2 separate regions of the Homo sapiens genome follow, and region 1 is linked to region 2. A link is a loop called in an ENCODE intact Hi-C map of the cell type or tissue named here. Cell type or tissue: mammary epithelial cell. All regions are shown on one strand. Region 1 overlaps CATSPERB (catsper channel auxiliary subunit beta). Region 2 holds the start of LOC124903362 (a long non-coding RNA gene).

Region 1 (8,000 bases), 190 kb before region 2:
CGCGCACGGTGCGCGCACCAACTGGCCTGCGCCCACTGTCTGGCACTCCCTAGTGAGATGAACCCGGTACCTCAGATGGAAATGCAGAAATCACCCGTCTTCTGTGTCGCTCACGCTGGGAGCTGTAGACCGGAGCTGTTCCTATTCGGCCATCTTGGCTCCTCCCCTCAATGTCATTCTTAATTCCTCTCTCTCATACCCTGCATCGAATCCATCAGAAATCCTATTGACTCTAGCCTCATGATATATGTAGACTCCATCCACTTCTCACCTCTGTCACCACTATCACCCTGTACAAGCCACTGTCATCTCTCTTGTGCCTCCGAATTGGTCTCTGTGATTCTGCCCATAGCTCCCTTCAGTCTGTTCTCAAAAAAGCATCCAAAGTAACACTTTCAAAATGTTAAGTCACTTCATCCACTCTCCTCATCAAAACTCTCCATGGCTTCAACCTCTCTCTCAGTAAGAGTCAAAATCCTTGCAATGCCCTCCAAGGGCCACCGTGGTATGAATTCCAGTCCCTCTCTGACCTTATCTCCTATGACTTTCTGCAATGCTTACTCTGCTTCAGCTACACGAGCCTGAGGTTGTCTATCTCCACAATTAGATAATCTGTTACAGGAATAGCTGGGCTCCTTCCTCTCCAATCTCACACTTTTAATATATTGTTCTTGCCTGTCTAGACTAATTCAGCCCTCCAATACAATGATGAATAGAGGCAGTGGTAGATGACATAGCAAAAGCTTTTGGTGTGTTATTAGAAAATATGATTGGATATTTGCTATAGCTTCTTTCCCCCCTAGATACTCTTAATCAAGAAGTTACATTCTATTCATGCTTTAATAAATGTTTGTTTAAAAAATCATGAATGGCTGGGAGCAGTGGCTCATGCCTGCAATCCCAACACTTTGGGAGGCTGAGGCGGGCAGATCACCTAAGGTCAGGAGGTGGACACCAGCCTGGCCAACATGGTGAAACCTCATCTCTACTAAAAATACAAAAATTAGCTGGGTGTGGTGGTGGGCACCTGTAATCCCAGACAATGCAAATCAGGGCTGCAAATCTCACAGGGGCCTTCCAATGGCCATAACCTCTCAGACAGGTTTTTTTCTCTCTTTTTCTTTTCCTACTCACTTAACAAGACGACTTTGTTGTATTCCTTGGGGATATGTGTGAGTGTGTATGGATTTACCTCTGATTAATCTTTATCGTAAGGGTAGAGCCCTCAGGGGTTCTGGTGTATGGTGGGGCACACCATCTATATTCTCACTACCTGGGTAGACTCAGGGCCATAACTCTTCATTAGTCCACCAAATTCAAAGTCTAAGTTTGCAGGAATTTGTAAATCTCTTCAGGTCAAAAGGACTTTGGTACTGTGTGCCCTCTTTACCTCTCCAAGTATATTAGCCTGTTTGCATGCTGCTAATAAAGACATACCTGAGACTGGGTAATTTATAAAGGAAAGAGATTTAATTGACTCACAGTTCCACATGGCTGGGGGAGGCCTTACAATCATGGCTGAAAGCAAATGAGGAGCAAAGTCACATCTTACATGGTAGCAGGCAAGAGAGCTTATGCAGGGGAACTCCTTTTATAAAACCATCAGATCTTGTGAGACTTATTCACTATCACCAGAACAGCACGGGAAAGGCCTGCCCCCATGATTAAATTACCTCCTACCAGGTACCTCCCACAACACATGGGGATTATGGGAGCTACAATTCAAGGTGAGATTTAGTTGGGGACACAGCCAAACCATATCACCAAGGTTTTGTTTTCCCTTAGAGTTTGGCCTGGTTGTTTCTATTAGCTTTTCAGGTTATCAATTTAAAAAATAATTTATCTAAGTATTTTGTTAAATTATTCTCAGCAGCAAACTGAAGCCACAATTGGAAATGGAAGTCCCTTGGATACTGTGTTCTACGGATGATGTTCATCATATCATTACTCATCCAGTTGCCCTATGTGTAACTCTTGACTATACACACTTCCTCCTATTTCACAGCCAATCCTTCACAAACTCCCACTGGTTTCATTCATAATTTGCCACTGTTTTCTTCATACTTGTGGCCACTTTTCTAATCCAGACCCTCATCATCACATTTCAGCTTTTAAAATAGCCTCTTATCAACATATCACTTGGCCAAAAATCTTACATTTTCCAGTATATTCCCCATATGATCTTTCTAAAATACAAATATGATTATGTTAATAATCTTTTAATGGCATGATGAAATTCTTTAGCTTGACTCAAATGGAAAACTGGGTTCAGTTTACCTGCTTGGTCTTATCATCAATAAGTCATCCCTAGGAAATTTAGCTATAGTATACTACATGTGCCCTATATTTCAACACAACATCTTAATTCCTCTACATGGAATGTTCCCTTATAGTCTTATCTTGATCTTCATGTATTAAAGATTTAACACTGTCAATTTCAAATGTATTCTACTTTGGCACTTCAGTTGATTCCTTCTCATGTTCCTTATAGTTCATTTTTGTATATTTACATATCTTGTATTCTTTTAGAGCATTGACTCAATATGATATATTTGTACTATTTATATTTTATCACAGAAAGAACTTTGTTTATTGAATACTTTCAGCCTAAAATTCCTGCTCTGTGTGAATATGAACATTACTGCCTCTGCTTTCTCTCCCAGTGTGTTTCACATACTTGTTCAAATCTTTATTTATATTTTTTTCTCTCCACTTTAGCTTTAAGTTTTTCACTCCTGGCAATATATTTCAAGATTTTAAAATCCAAAATAAGACTCTGTCTTTAATGGAGAAATGTAGATTACCTCGGATATCTGCTCATTCCCTCATCTGCTTCAAGGCCGCTCACCCAGACCACAATACATGCTACACCACACAACGCAACACACACTTCACCTGGCACTTCCCATTCACCTATCTTGCTTTTTTTTTTTTTCCTGTGTAGCATTTATCTTACATACAGCCTATTTTGGTTTATTTGTTAATTATCAGTGTCTTCTGACAAGTGTGTAAGTTCCACAGGAAAAGAGACTGCTGTACCCTTAGTGATTGGAACAGTACCTGGCATATACGAGGTACTCAATAAATGCTGCTGAATAAATGAACATTTATGGTGATAACTGTAGACCAGCTCTACTTTTGGTTATTCTATTTTATGCTTTGTACATTTTCTGCTATGTCTTTTCTCTCTTTCATGTCTATTTTTATGGGTTATTCTGTTTCCTTTGCTTTAATACATATACACAAACTTAAATGTATACATATATGTGTGTGTGTGTGTGTGTGTGTGTGTGTGTAGAGATTGTTGCCCCGGCTGGTCTTGAACTCCTGCGCTCAAGTGATGCTCCCGCCTTGGCCTCCCAAAGTTCTGGAATTACAAGCATGAGCCACCACATCTAGCCTTCTTTTGCTTTTTAAGACTTGTATTGTACACACTTTTTTTTTTTTTTGAGACAGAGTTTTGCCTGTCACCCAGGCTGGAGTGCAGTGGCACGAACTTGGCTCACTGTAACCTCCACCTCCTGGGTTCAAGCGATTCTCCTGCCTCAGCCTCCCAAGTAGCTGGGATTACAGACGCCCGCCAGCATGCACATTTAAAAAAATTCCATGAATGATCACAATAAAGGATTCCAAAAAAATTCCTAACTCCATGTAAAGTTATACTCAGATAAAGAGATAGTATTTTGGATTGCCTTTTAGGGATGGCAAAACCTTGGCTTTTTAGTTTTAACTTTTTGTTATTCCTCTTGTCTTTTAAATTCTTGATTATTTTATCATGTGGTTCTGAGAGACTCTCACTGTGTTTTTATTTTTTGTGTCAATAATATTTATAATTATTTCCTCTGAATCACATGTAGTCAGGCTTTTTCTTATGCTCCCGTGAGCTTTTCAGTAGCAAAACTTTGCTGTTGTAATTGCTAAGGTTCAATATGCCATATTTTGTGGATAAATATGGCAAGAAATGCATGTTTCACATGTTAACAGCTTGGGAATTGAGACACGTCTTATAATTGATGTGTCTTACAATCATTGTCAGCCAGAGGGCACTGAAACCATAGTGGTCAATTGCCTACCCATGCATGTACTTTGTCTCAGTTATTTATAACTTTATAAATATTTATAAATCAGTTATTTATAACTTTTATAAAGTGTCATCACTTTAACTGAGCTTCCTAGATCATTGGTGCAATACATGTTGAGTTTTATTGCTGCTTAAAATGCTTTCAAACAAAGTTATTGTGTGTGCAGAGAAGAAAATAAAGCAATAGGACATATGTTTATCAGTAAAACCAGTGTCACGGAAGGAATCACCATAATTTGTTGTAGAAGAATTCTATGTTTTTCTTTTAGAAAATGAATACGAATATGAATAATGAGTTGAGTTGGTTCCAAATTCTTAGGTGAAACTAATTTTTTTGGAGGTTCTATATTAGAATATGCAACAGGCATTGTTGCAGCAGAAGAATCCAAGGCTGGCTTGATTTTTGTTTCTTTAAAATTGACTTACATTTCCCATTTCGAAGAGTGTTTCTGCTTTTAGTGTTGGTTTGTTTTGCTTTTAGTTAAAAAAATTAATGTCATTATTGATTTTGGTTTCCTCTGTTCTTTCTGTTTTTTGTATTTATCCATCCATCCATCCATCCACCCACCCATTTCTATCAGAGGGCTATACTATGCCAGAAACTGTAGATAAAAGAGAGAAACATACAGCCACAATTTTTGTTCATCACTAGAAATCCCTACAATTTTGCAGTTCCTGAATCTTTAGCATCTATATTTATTATTTTAGATTTTCTCCACTTATTTGTTCATTTTACATCTGGGTATGTTTCTATAGTTTATATTTATAATTTTTAATATTCTATAATTTTTATTGACAATTTAGTTTTCTTAGGTGTTATTTTTACTGTTTCCAACATTATCTTGCTAGGTCTATTTTGGTTTTTATTTCACAATATGTGCTGTTTATTCTCTATTTGGCCATTCCTCCAGATCCACTCTCAGACTTTCTCTTTCCTGTTTGGTGCAATGGAAGACTGATTTCTATGAATTGCAATCTTTGTGCTGTTTCCAGTTGACTCCTGATTGGGCTTGGCAAATGAAATGCAGCAGCAGGAGTTAAGAAAGGAGAAGGAGACAGAAGTTAAGGTAGTTTTCATCCTCTTTCTTCTTGCTTTGGTGGTGTGGTTTTGTGGTGGCTGTGAGCTTCCTAGATTACACCTCTTAAAGGGTGGTCCCTACTCCATTCCAGCTTTGACTGGGCTTTAGTAATGCCATCTATCTATCTTATCCCCCCTCTAAGCAAAGAGACTGTAACATCTTTCTTCCATTGCTAGTCTCTGGATATTTTACTATCACTGTTGCTCCCTTTAACTATGTCTGCCCTCTGCAAATAGTCCCCTTGTAAAGCTTCTTCAGGTAAAACACCTGAGAGGAATTACGTTTCCTGCATGGTCCAAAACTGATATAGTGTTTTTACCTACAGTGTCCCTAAGGCATAGAATATAGTGGTGGGATTCTGGGACTGAGTTGCTTACACACTTAATGAGTGAACAGATGACCACTTATGCCTGGCAAACCATAGCAAGCAAGGGCTTCACAATTACTCAAATTATCTCTGTGGCGAGTGTGGGATGCAGTGTCTGTGGAGGGCAAGACTTGAGGTGGTCCATTGGAGTAGCTGCAGTTGATTACAGTGACAACCATAATTTTTACAAAGATTGTGGGGTGGCATGACTTCTATGGATATATTGGAGAGCTTACAAAAGCAGAAAGAAAAGCTTGGGATGAATATTCAATTCAAGGCCAGAGTAGAGGCTCTGGTAGTCATACAGGGAAAAAAATGAACCTCACTTCATGACATATACAAAATTAGAGATTTTACTTTGATCTGTATATAAAATCTAAAACAACCAATTTCCAGAAAACAGGAGAATATCTTCATAGCTTTGGGATAGGCAAAGAATTCTTAAATAGAATACAAGAAGTAAAAAGTGCTAACCATAAAAGGAAAGATTGGTCAATTGAGCTTTCAAAAATTAATAATTTTTGTTCAAAAGATACCATGAAGAAGATAAATAAGACAAGCCACTAATTACAAGAAGATATTTCCAAGACATATTTCTAACAAAAAATCATATCCGTAATACATTAAAATCTTATAGAAATCAGTAAGAAAAGTAACTCAAATCAAAACTTCATTCAAAAAAGACTTGAAAAGAATTTACAAAAAAGGATATAAAAATGAACACATGAAAATATACTTAACATTATTACTCATGCAAACTAAATCTTCAGTGAAATACCATTAGGCTGGGCACAGTGGCTCATGCCTGTAATCCCAACATTTTGGGAGGCCTACATGGGCAGATCATTTGAGGTCAGGAGTTTGAGACCAGCCTGGCCAACAAGGTGAAACCCTGTCTCTACTAACAATACAAAAAAAAAAAAAAAAATTAGCTGGGCATGGTGGCGGGTATCTGTAATCCCAGCTACTCGGGAGGCTGAGGCAGGAGAATCGCTTGAACCCGGGAGGCGGAGGTTGCAGTGAGCTGAGATCATACCACTGCACCCCAGTCTGAGCAACAGAGCAAGACTCTGTCTCAAAAAAAAAAAAAAAAAAAAAAAAAAAAAAAAAAAGAAATGCAGCAAGAGGCAAGAGGGAGCTTTCTGGAATACTGGAAACGTTCAACATTGTGCTCCTAACAATATTCACAATTACTTTCATTTATTTCACAATCATATAAAGTCTGATCACCAGAATCTTAGGTTGACACAGCTGCTGTCTCAACACATGATTCAGACATACAAACCACATGGATTAATCTTGATACTGACATAAGTTAAACAAAAGCTTTATTGACAGAATAGAGAATAAATAAACTGAGTGGTGAAGATCTGGAGAAATAGCATCAGGATTTTGTGGTCTGTCCTTATTCTCAAACAAGGAAGGACCAATAGAGGAGATTGTATAACTGTAAAACTGCTTTTGCTGGTGAACATCAAGGACAAAATATTGAGGCCTGCAAAACCATGCTTTTTGAAGTTATATCAGAAACTTCGTCATTTAAAATCGTATCAGAGACTGAAGATCAGAAGAAACTGGAGATCAGAAGAAATTTTAAACTATACAATAAAAAATGCTGTGTGTTAAAAACAACAAACAAAAAAACACAGCCTCTGTCTTGTCTTGGTGACAGTGTTTTTCTAATTTCTGTTAGACCTAATAAGATATCTCCAAGTCTACCTCAATCTCAAAAGTTACCCAATAATCTATAATAGTTCATTGTTGAGGCAATATTGAGAGAAGGAAGGTAAATCAACAAAATCCTGAAGGCTCTCGGTTATACCCTTCTAACAAGTAAGAAGGTGTATTGGTCCCTTTTCATGCTGCTGATCAAGACATGCCCGAGACTGGGCAATTTACAAAAGAAAGACATTTAATTAGACTTACAGTTCCACATGGCTGGGGAAGATCTCACAATCATGGCAGAGGGTGGAAGGCACTTCTTACATGGTTGCAGCAAGAGAGAAATGAGGAGGAAGCAAAAGCGGAAACCCCTTATAAACCCATAAGATCTTGTGAGACTTATTCACTATCATGAGAATAGCACAGGAAAAACCAGCCCCCATGATTTGATTACCTCCCCCTGGGTCCCTCCCACATGTGGGAATTCTGGGAGATACAACTCAAGTTGAGATTTGGGTTGGGACACAGCCAAACCATATAAGAAGGTGACAGTGGATGAGAAGATATCAAAAGGAAAAGTAAAGGGAAAAATCAAGCCCTCATAAGTGAAGCCAGGTTTACCACTTTCCAAGGCACTTTACTGAGTTGAGAAAATGGGTCCAAGTCCTATCTAAATGAGGTGAAGCAGATGGGTCTCAAGAATAATTCACCTACACTATGTTAGAGCAAATAGAAGATCTGACCAGTGCTGCACCTTTAATGATGAACTTGATGGAAACAGGAAGAGTGGGAAGAACAGAAGAAGAAGGAA
Region 2 (8,000 bases):
CAGAAGTTGCAGTGAGCCAGGATCATGCCATTGCACTCCAGCATGGGCAATAAGAGCAAAACTCCGTCTCAAAAAAAAAAAAAATCTATGTTTTAAAGTAAAAAAACAACAACAAAAAAATGGCCAAAGACATAAACACCCACAAAACATAAACAATGAAAGGTTCAACATCATCAGTAATTAAGGAAATTTAAATTAAACCCCCAATGGGATACCATTTCTCACCCGATTGTCTAAAAGAAAAAAAATTCAGGTAATTACGAATGTAGAAGTGTCTTACATGTTGCTGAAAAAGGGAACAAAATGAACACTTACATCCCGCTTGTGAGGCTATAAACTGGTACAGCCACTTTATAAAACAATCCGGTGTTTTCCAGCAAAACTGAAGGTTTTTAAAACCATGAACACAAAGAGACATGAGTTAGAAGGGTCACTTAAAAACAGATTTTAATGGAAAAAAGTAAAAATTAAATTTAAAAGCAAAAAAATAAAAAAAAAGACTGAAAACATCCTAAATATCCATCCGCAGGATAATGGATAAAGAATGGTAAAGTCACACAATGAAATTATGCGCGGCAATAAAAAGTGAACAAACTACAACACATCAGCATGAAGGAATCTCACAGAATGTGCAAAAGCAAAGCCATAGGATTCACATAGTAGAATATCATTTATACAGAGTTCCAAAGTAGACTAAACAACACAGTGTTTGGAATGCATAGACATGTGGTAAAACCATATAGAGAATCAAGGAGAGTGGAAAGAAAAAGATATAATCAGGGAGAATACACAGGTTGGCTTCAAAAAATGTTGGTTATGTATATTTCTTAAGCAATACATAGGCACGGGGCTATTTATTTTATTTGTATTCTCTGAATCTGTAGATGTGTCAAAAGTACTATTTTGCACATATGAAATAATTTCTCATTTAAGAAGTAAATAAATACATGGTTGTGGTACAAAACATTAAAAATTCAGAAAACTATATGAATAAAATAAAAATTATCCATAATTATATTACCCTGAAATAACTATAGTATTTGAAGGAGGTAAATATACTTAAATGATGTGCCTTTCTTCTATTCTTTATTTTTATTTAATCTGTTTTAAAGCTTTACTGAGGTATAATTTACCTACAGTAAATTTCACATATTTAAAATGTATAATTAAATGAGTGACATACATACATATAAATACATACACACACATTGGTAGAAGCATCATCTCATCAAGAAAATGAATATATCCATCATCCCCTAAAGTTTCCTCATACTCCTTTTGGATCCATCCCTCCTTACTTTCTCTTTCCCCTACCCCCAAGTAACCACTGATGTGTTTTTCCATCACATTAGTTTGCATTTTCTAGAATTTTATTGGGTATATGTTTGGGCATAGCTTATGCATATGTTTTACTTTCGCAGACAATGCCAAAAAGTTTTCCAAAATGACTACACCAATTTACACTTCCACCAGCAGATTATGAGACTTCCAGTTGCTCCACATCCTCATCAACACTTGGTTGCCAGCCTTTTCCATTTTAACTATTCTTTTCATATTCCTAAGGAAAATACTCATAAAATGATTTGTCTGAACTCTTGAGCAACAAAAAAAAATCAAACTTTCAACGAAGACTGAAGTGAAACTCATTATACAGAAATTTTAATCTAAGAGCTTTTTCCCCTGAATGCATAATAATAATTGAAGCAAAGGCCCTAAATGATGTATGCCTCACAGATTCTGCTTTAGTCCCAACACCTGATTTCTACATAAGATTTTTAGAAGAACCATTGGGACATACGTAAAAGAACCGCATAACTTAAAAGCAAGTTGAGAACATCAACATATTGGAACTCAGGTAAAATAGAGTCCAACACAGTTTATATGTGTGACTTAAACACTATAACACCTGAACTCAATACACCAAACAAAACACCACTAAAATTGTGTTCATAATTTGGATGGGGCGGGGCATAACTACTTTACCACGAATAGTTCTTTTCAACATGCTCAGCTTCTTGCTCTCAGCTTCTGCTACTTAACCATGAGAGAGGAACAATGTTATGAAATGATGCACTTCGTTTTTAAAATTTGTAATTATTATGGATAACACAAAGGTAGTCTATCATCCTTATTTCTCTTTTTTCTTTTCTTTTCTTTTTTTAATCATCTCCCTAATCAATGGATCGCCTCTCCTTCTAACCTTTGTTTCTCAAAATACGGATTCTAAACTCACATTTACTTGTGAGTGCAGAATCACTATTCTCTCCTCAGATTCATTCAAACTTGGCTTCTACCCTTACACTGTACTTAAATTATGTCTGCTGAGGTTAAAGCCCCCATCCTAACTTCCAAAGACAATAGGCACGTAATCAGTTCTTGACTCCCAGATAGACTTCTCTCCTTGTTAAAACTCTCCTCTCCTGGCTTCTATGAGACCACTGCCCCCTAGATTTCCTCCTTTCCTGATGCTCTTCCTCAGACTCCTTGGCTGTCTCTACCCATCGCTTAATGCTGGTGTTCCCCATCCTTGGTCTTGCCCTCTTCTTACACTATACTTACTTGAATGATTTCTTACACCCTTACAGGATTAACCACCACAAATCCACTGCTGCTTCCAACATTTGTAAGTCTGATCTTGACTTCAGAAAACCTGATACCAATATATCTATTGGTATATATCCACTAGACAGCTATGCCAGATGTCCCGCCAGAATCTCAAACTCATTTTCTCTCCACCTGAATTAATCTCTCAATATTAGTTTTATTCGTAAATGCACAATTATAATTCATATGAAGTCAATAAAATACAAGATATACTTAAATTTTTCATGAAGGGTTAAACAAAGAATAAATTTGTATTATGGCCTCTTCCTCAGTTATGAAGGTAACTCATATTCATTAGCAAAAATTACAAAATACAAAAGAGATGATAAAAAGCAAATATCCCAGCTCTCAAAGGCAAGCAACATTACTCCCTCCTTCCAGAAAAAGCAATTTTTAACCATGCTGAAGTTACACATCAAAATATGAAACTGGTAAATGGATTTTGTTGTTGTTGCTAATTCTCAATATTTTCCAGGCTATGTTCTACAATATTAATCAGGGAAAACAAATTTCTATTAACTGCCTACCTAAAGGGAGAACTAGAATAATATTTCAATTACAAAAGCAATCCTTTTATATGCTGTATTTTAAATGTTCTAAAGAAATCAATGGTTTTGGCTTGGCATCTATCTTGTCTATACCCAGATGTCTATCGGTGTGCACTATAGCCCACAGTTCATCCACAGTATCTTCCTCTAAAGAAAACCATAGCAAAGGAAAACCTGGAAGAAATAGAAGTCAAATCTAAAACCTAGCTGGGTAGATTGTGGTTTGCAAACACCACAGTAAAGGGACACTTTTAACACCCTTTCGCCACTTCACAAAGTTTCAGAAACATCACAGGTAAAAACCCTCTGCGAAGCTCTTCTCATCAGACCCCGCCAGGGAAAGGAAATTCGCTTCTCTTTCCCCAGAGCCCAGAAACCACCTGGACGCGCCGTCGGAAGCCCGAGCACGGAGCAGGGAGCCGGGCGCCCGGCGCGCGGCCGTCCCCGCCTGGGCTGGGGTCTCCACCGTCCCCGGTCACGGGTCCCCCTAGGCAGAGCCGCCCACCTGGCCAGCGGGGACCTAGCCTCGCCCCGTCGCCCACCCCTGGTGCCCTCCAGACCACCGCGCTTCCAGCTGTCGCGGGGCCTAAAGCTCTCTCAGGCCCCCGCGACACAGGCGTCGCTGAGGAGACGTGGGAACAGCCCCTGGGCCCCACCACGGCCCCATTTTAAAGAAAGTTAAAGACAAAAGAGACAGAACTGACACTCACCTCCAGCCCGCAAGGCGGGGCCGCCCTCACAGGCACCCCCCACAGCCCTGAGCGAGCTGCCAGGTGGGAGAAGCGCACCTGAGCCAAGCCACGCCGCGCCTTTCCCCGCCCGGGTCCCGCCGCCCTCCTCCGGGTCTCCACGTCCCACGCCCGCGCTGGGCCGGCGCCGCGCGGCCGCGGCCGGTTACCTGCTGGAGGCAGTGGGCGCTCTGCTGTCGCCGCCTGCGGGAACTGTGACTCCGGTCACCTCGCGCGGCCGCGCCTCGAGGTCCTGCCTTTCCCAGGGCCTCCCCTACCCTATCACTTACCCCCTCCCCTCCACTTCCCTCCCCGTACCCACTCCCACACCACCCACCAGGGCCGCCCCGCCCCTCGGGACGGGCGCTAAGGGGCGAGGCGAGGCAAGGCGGGGAGGGGCGAGGCAAGGCGGGGAGGGGCGAGGCAGGGCGGGGCAGGGCGGGGAGTGGAGTGGCGCAGAAGGGCTGGGCGCGGAGGGGCGGGGCCTCCCGCGTACCTGAGCCGCGCTGCGCCTGCGTCCTCCGCGACTCCGCGCTTGGCAGCCCCTTCCTGGGAAGGTGTAAAATGCCGCCAGGTGTGGGGTGTGTTTTGGGAGAAGAAGGGAGACAAGCGGTAGGAGGGGGAAGAGAGGGGAAGCTATTGGCCTGAGGAAACTTCTCTGACTTGGGGAGGCAGGGGCAGTCTTTCTGGCGATGTTTATGCACACTTTACTTAGAAGCGGAGTAGTCATGTTGTTACTTGACTTTTAGAGTTTTTATAAAAAGTCTATAAAGTCTTTGAGGATCAGCCCTGCTCTCTGCTTTTGTTGCTATCTGCTACTGCCTTGCCATCAATGGGTGTCTTGGAAAGAATATTAAATGTATCCACCACAGCACCTCACACCCCCGATTCTATGAGGGATCCCCTCTAACCCTGGTAAAGCGGGGGGCCTGGCCCTTTTCTCTGGGCTTCCTTGGTGGAAATCTCAACACTGCTTGGAAATGAGTTTCCTAGACTGTCTGATGAAGAATGGCTTAGCATTTTTTGTTTGTTTTGTTTTGACAGAGGTTCTGTCGCCCAGGCTGGAGTGTAGCGGTGCGCCCGTGGCTCAGTGCAGCCTCGACCTTCGGGGCTGAAGTGATCCTCCCACCTCAGCCCCTCCGCCAAGTAGCTGGGAATACAGGCGCGAGCCAGCATGCCAGGCTAATTTTTTAATTTTTTGTAGAGATGAAGTCTTATTATATGGCCCAGGCTAGTCTTGAACTCCTGGACTCACGTGATCCTCCCACCTCTGCCTCCCAAAGTGCTCCACCTCCCAAAGTGCTGGGATTACAAGCATTGAGCCACGGTGCCAGCCTGGGTGGTGGGACTGTAAAATTGAAAGAAAGGTTCATACTTTTCCTTCTGGAGAGCAGTCTTTCCCAGAGTGAGTTCTGTCCATCTCAAGGTCCTAGAGATGCTGCAGTGGGAGTAGGGGTAGATCACCAGATCACATTAATGTGGGGGAGAGAGACACAAAATATTTGTTTTCCTTGAGATTCACAATGCATACTAGCATTTTACAGGCATAAGAACCATGTTTTACTTTCTTTGATCCTGCATCTCCCAAATGTGTTTGACCATAGAACTCTTTTCTTGAGAAAGGCCTGTTTCCAATCTTGGGCATTAGTGTTTCAACAAACACTTTGAAAACCACTGCTTTCAACTCCTAGTACGTTCACATTTAATAATGTATCACAAATGTTTGCAAAGTTGTGCACTGTTCACACAAAACTTTCATGAGTCATCTCATTTAATCCTGGAAATTGCAATGTAGCTGTTATTATCTTCATTTTGCAGTTGAAAATATTTAAAGGTCAGACAACCAGTTAGTGGTTGCCCAAACATACAGTCAAGATTTGAATCTGAACTTTGAACTCCAAGGCGTTTTAGACTAATATTCATTCTGTCTCTCTCTCATTTGTTCCTTTTTTTTTTTTTTTTTGGGCAGGCTCTCACTGTTGCCCAGACTGGATTGCAGTGGCACAATCATAGCTCACTGCTGTCTCAAACTCCTGGGCTCCAGCCATCCTCCCACCTCAGCCTCCCAAGTGTGCTGGGACTACAGGCACATACCACCACGCCTGGCTAAATTTTTAAATTTTTTTATAGAGACAGGGTCATGCTTTGCTGTCCAGGCTGGTCTGAAACTCCTGGCTTCAAGCAATCCTCATGCCTCAGCCTCCCAAAGTGCTGGAATTACAGGCATGAGCCACAGTGCCCAGCTTCCCTTGATACCTAAGGAGAGCACATCCTTGGTTAGAAATCACTAGATTCATGTGTTAGTTGAATCTTCTCAAGGGCAAGACCATAACTTTTACTTCCTTGCAGCACCTGACTTAGTGCAGGGCACAAAAGTGTCATTGAAATGTGCTGAATGAATGAAGGAGGAATGAATGCTCAATAACTACTAATTGAAGTGAGCTGATGCTTGGTTCCTTAAATGAACAACTTTAACAAACTCTTCACTGATGCAGAAGTACCAAGAGCAGGAGCTCCCCTAATTGTTCCTAGTTTTCTTCCCTAGTCCATCTTAAAACATTTTCCTAGAAGAATCCTCTCTATTGACAGATACAGTTCTTGTAAAATCATGAAGCCAATTCCTTTGTTTTCCTTGAAATGGGCCTCCTTCCTGTTCTATCTGAGGCAAGGCTACTTGAATGGAGGATATTGTACACCTTTCTTTGTGCTCTTATTTCTAATCTCTTCCCACAAAAGGATCGTCCTCAAAATACTATGAACGGGTTTTTGTTTATTTTTTAATTTAGCAATTTTATATTATTTGAGGCCGATCTAAGGAGAAAAATAGACTGGTCAATATGGATAACGTGGCTGCTTAGATATTACTGTGTGTATCAATTCTTTCATTTGATAGAGACAAATCGCATAATTCCTACTCTAAACCCCTATTCATTCTTTATTTAATGCAGTTTAGAAGTGCTTTGTGACTCAGCCCAAGCCTACCTCTCCAGCCTTATCTCCCAGTATTTCCATCACACCTTTTTGACCTACTGAAGGAATTGCAGTTCCATAAACTGTCGAATTTGCACACACCATTCCCTCTACCCTTCTCTTACAGGTATCAACTAGCAAACTCATGTTCATCCAACCAAGATACCACCTCTTCTAGACAATGAAACCCCACAACACCCATTCCTGACTCAATTAGGTGCCATTTCCCAGCATAACCACCACAATCCATCTGTATCTCTATCATGGTGCCTACATCATAGCTGTGATTACTGGCTTCTTTTCCCACTTCCCTCTAGATGCATTCCAAGTGAGTTACCAATGGGCAGGAATGATGACTTCCACCTCTATTTCCTGAGCACACAGCATAGCACTTGATATAGAAGGCACTCAACAGTTTGTTGAATAAATGAAAACAGCTTTCAAAGAGTATAAATTCCTAGAGTGCTTGTGAAATAATTTTACAAATAAATGGTCATGAATACATTGGGGGTACCAGACAGATTTTTGCTTCTCTCAAAATTATTTCCTTCCCATTTTCTGCCTTAGAACATAACAGCAGAAGCCTATACATATTCATTCATTTCATGTATTTGTTCAAAAAATATTTCTGAGTGCCTGCCATGTAACAGGTGCAGTACTAGGCACTTGCTTCAGAGAGGAAGTGACATTTCAAAAGTGTCATGGATGCTCACCAAACCTCAATTCCTCTCCCTGGGCATGAAGCTAAACTGCTTTGCCTAGCCACTCCCCTTGCATCTAGGTAAGGTCATGTGGCCAGTTCTGACCAATGGAATTTGAGCAGAAATAGAGTTTCACTTCTGCATCTAGGCAACTAAGAACAGGTGAGCCTTCACCCCACTGTCTCCCTCTTTCCATTCCATGACAACCTTGGACTAAACCATGCTAACCATTGCTAAAGCTCACAATACGACAAGATGGGAGAAATGTCTGGGTCCTTGATTGGCTTCATAGAACAAAGCTCTCTCCACTGCCCACTAACTTTGATTGGATGGTGATGTGAGTGAAAAATATATTTTATTGTGTTAAACCACTAATATTTGGGGTTTTTTTCTAACACCTGGATTTACTTACTCTGATAGGCACTGTCATGAATGATGACATATAGATT

Evidence for each region. A loop is a pair of places that touch in the nucleus more often than their neighbours do. Peaks named below come from ENCODE experiments on the same cell type or tissue, not always from the same donor. Only the 100,000 strongest peaks of a DNase experiment are listed, where the experiment ranks them.
Region 1: a loop joins it to region 2, with 7 times the contacts of the local background. A loop is called at or near these places in 3 of 110 quality-filtered maps.

Annotation. Positions count from the first base shown.
Region 1 is chr14:91,646,067-91,654,066 of GRCh38, forward strand. All of the region lies in intron 15 of CATSPERB (catsper channel auxiliary subunit beta), which reads right to left. Among named protein-coding and RNA genes, the nearest start is that of CATSPERB, 82 kb to the right of the region's middle. RefSeq lists an enhancer at 1-481. In mammary epithelial cell, a CTCF peak has its summit at 4,038; a DNase peak (open chromatin) is centred at 6,805.
Region 2 is chr14:91,832,321-91,840,320 of GRCh38, forward strand. The region is part of intron 1 of TC2N (tandem C2 domains, nuclear); the gene reads right to left. It overlaps LOC124903362 (a long non-coding RNA gene), which reads left to right and starts at 7,774. Exons shown (of 2, transcript XR_007064307.1): 1 at 7,774-7,888. In mammary epithelial cell, no CTCF peak of the experiment used is centred here; a DNase peak (open chromatin) is centred at 4,341; H3K4me3 peaks cover 2,020 bases; H3K27ac peaks cover 1,086 bases.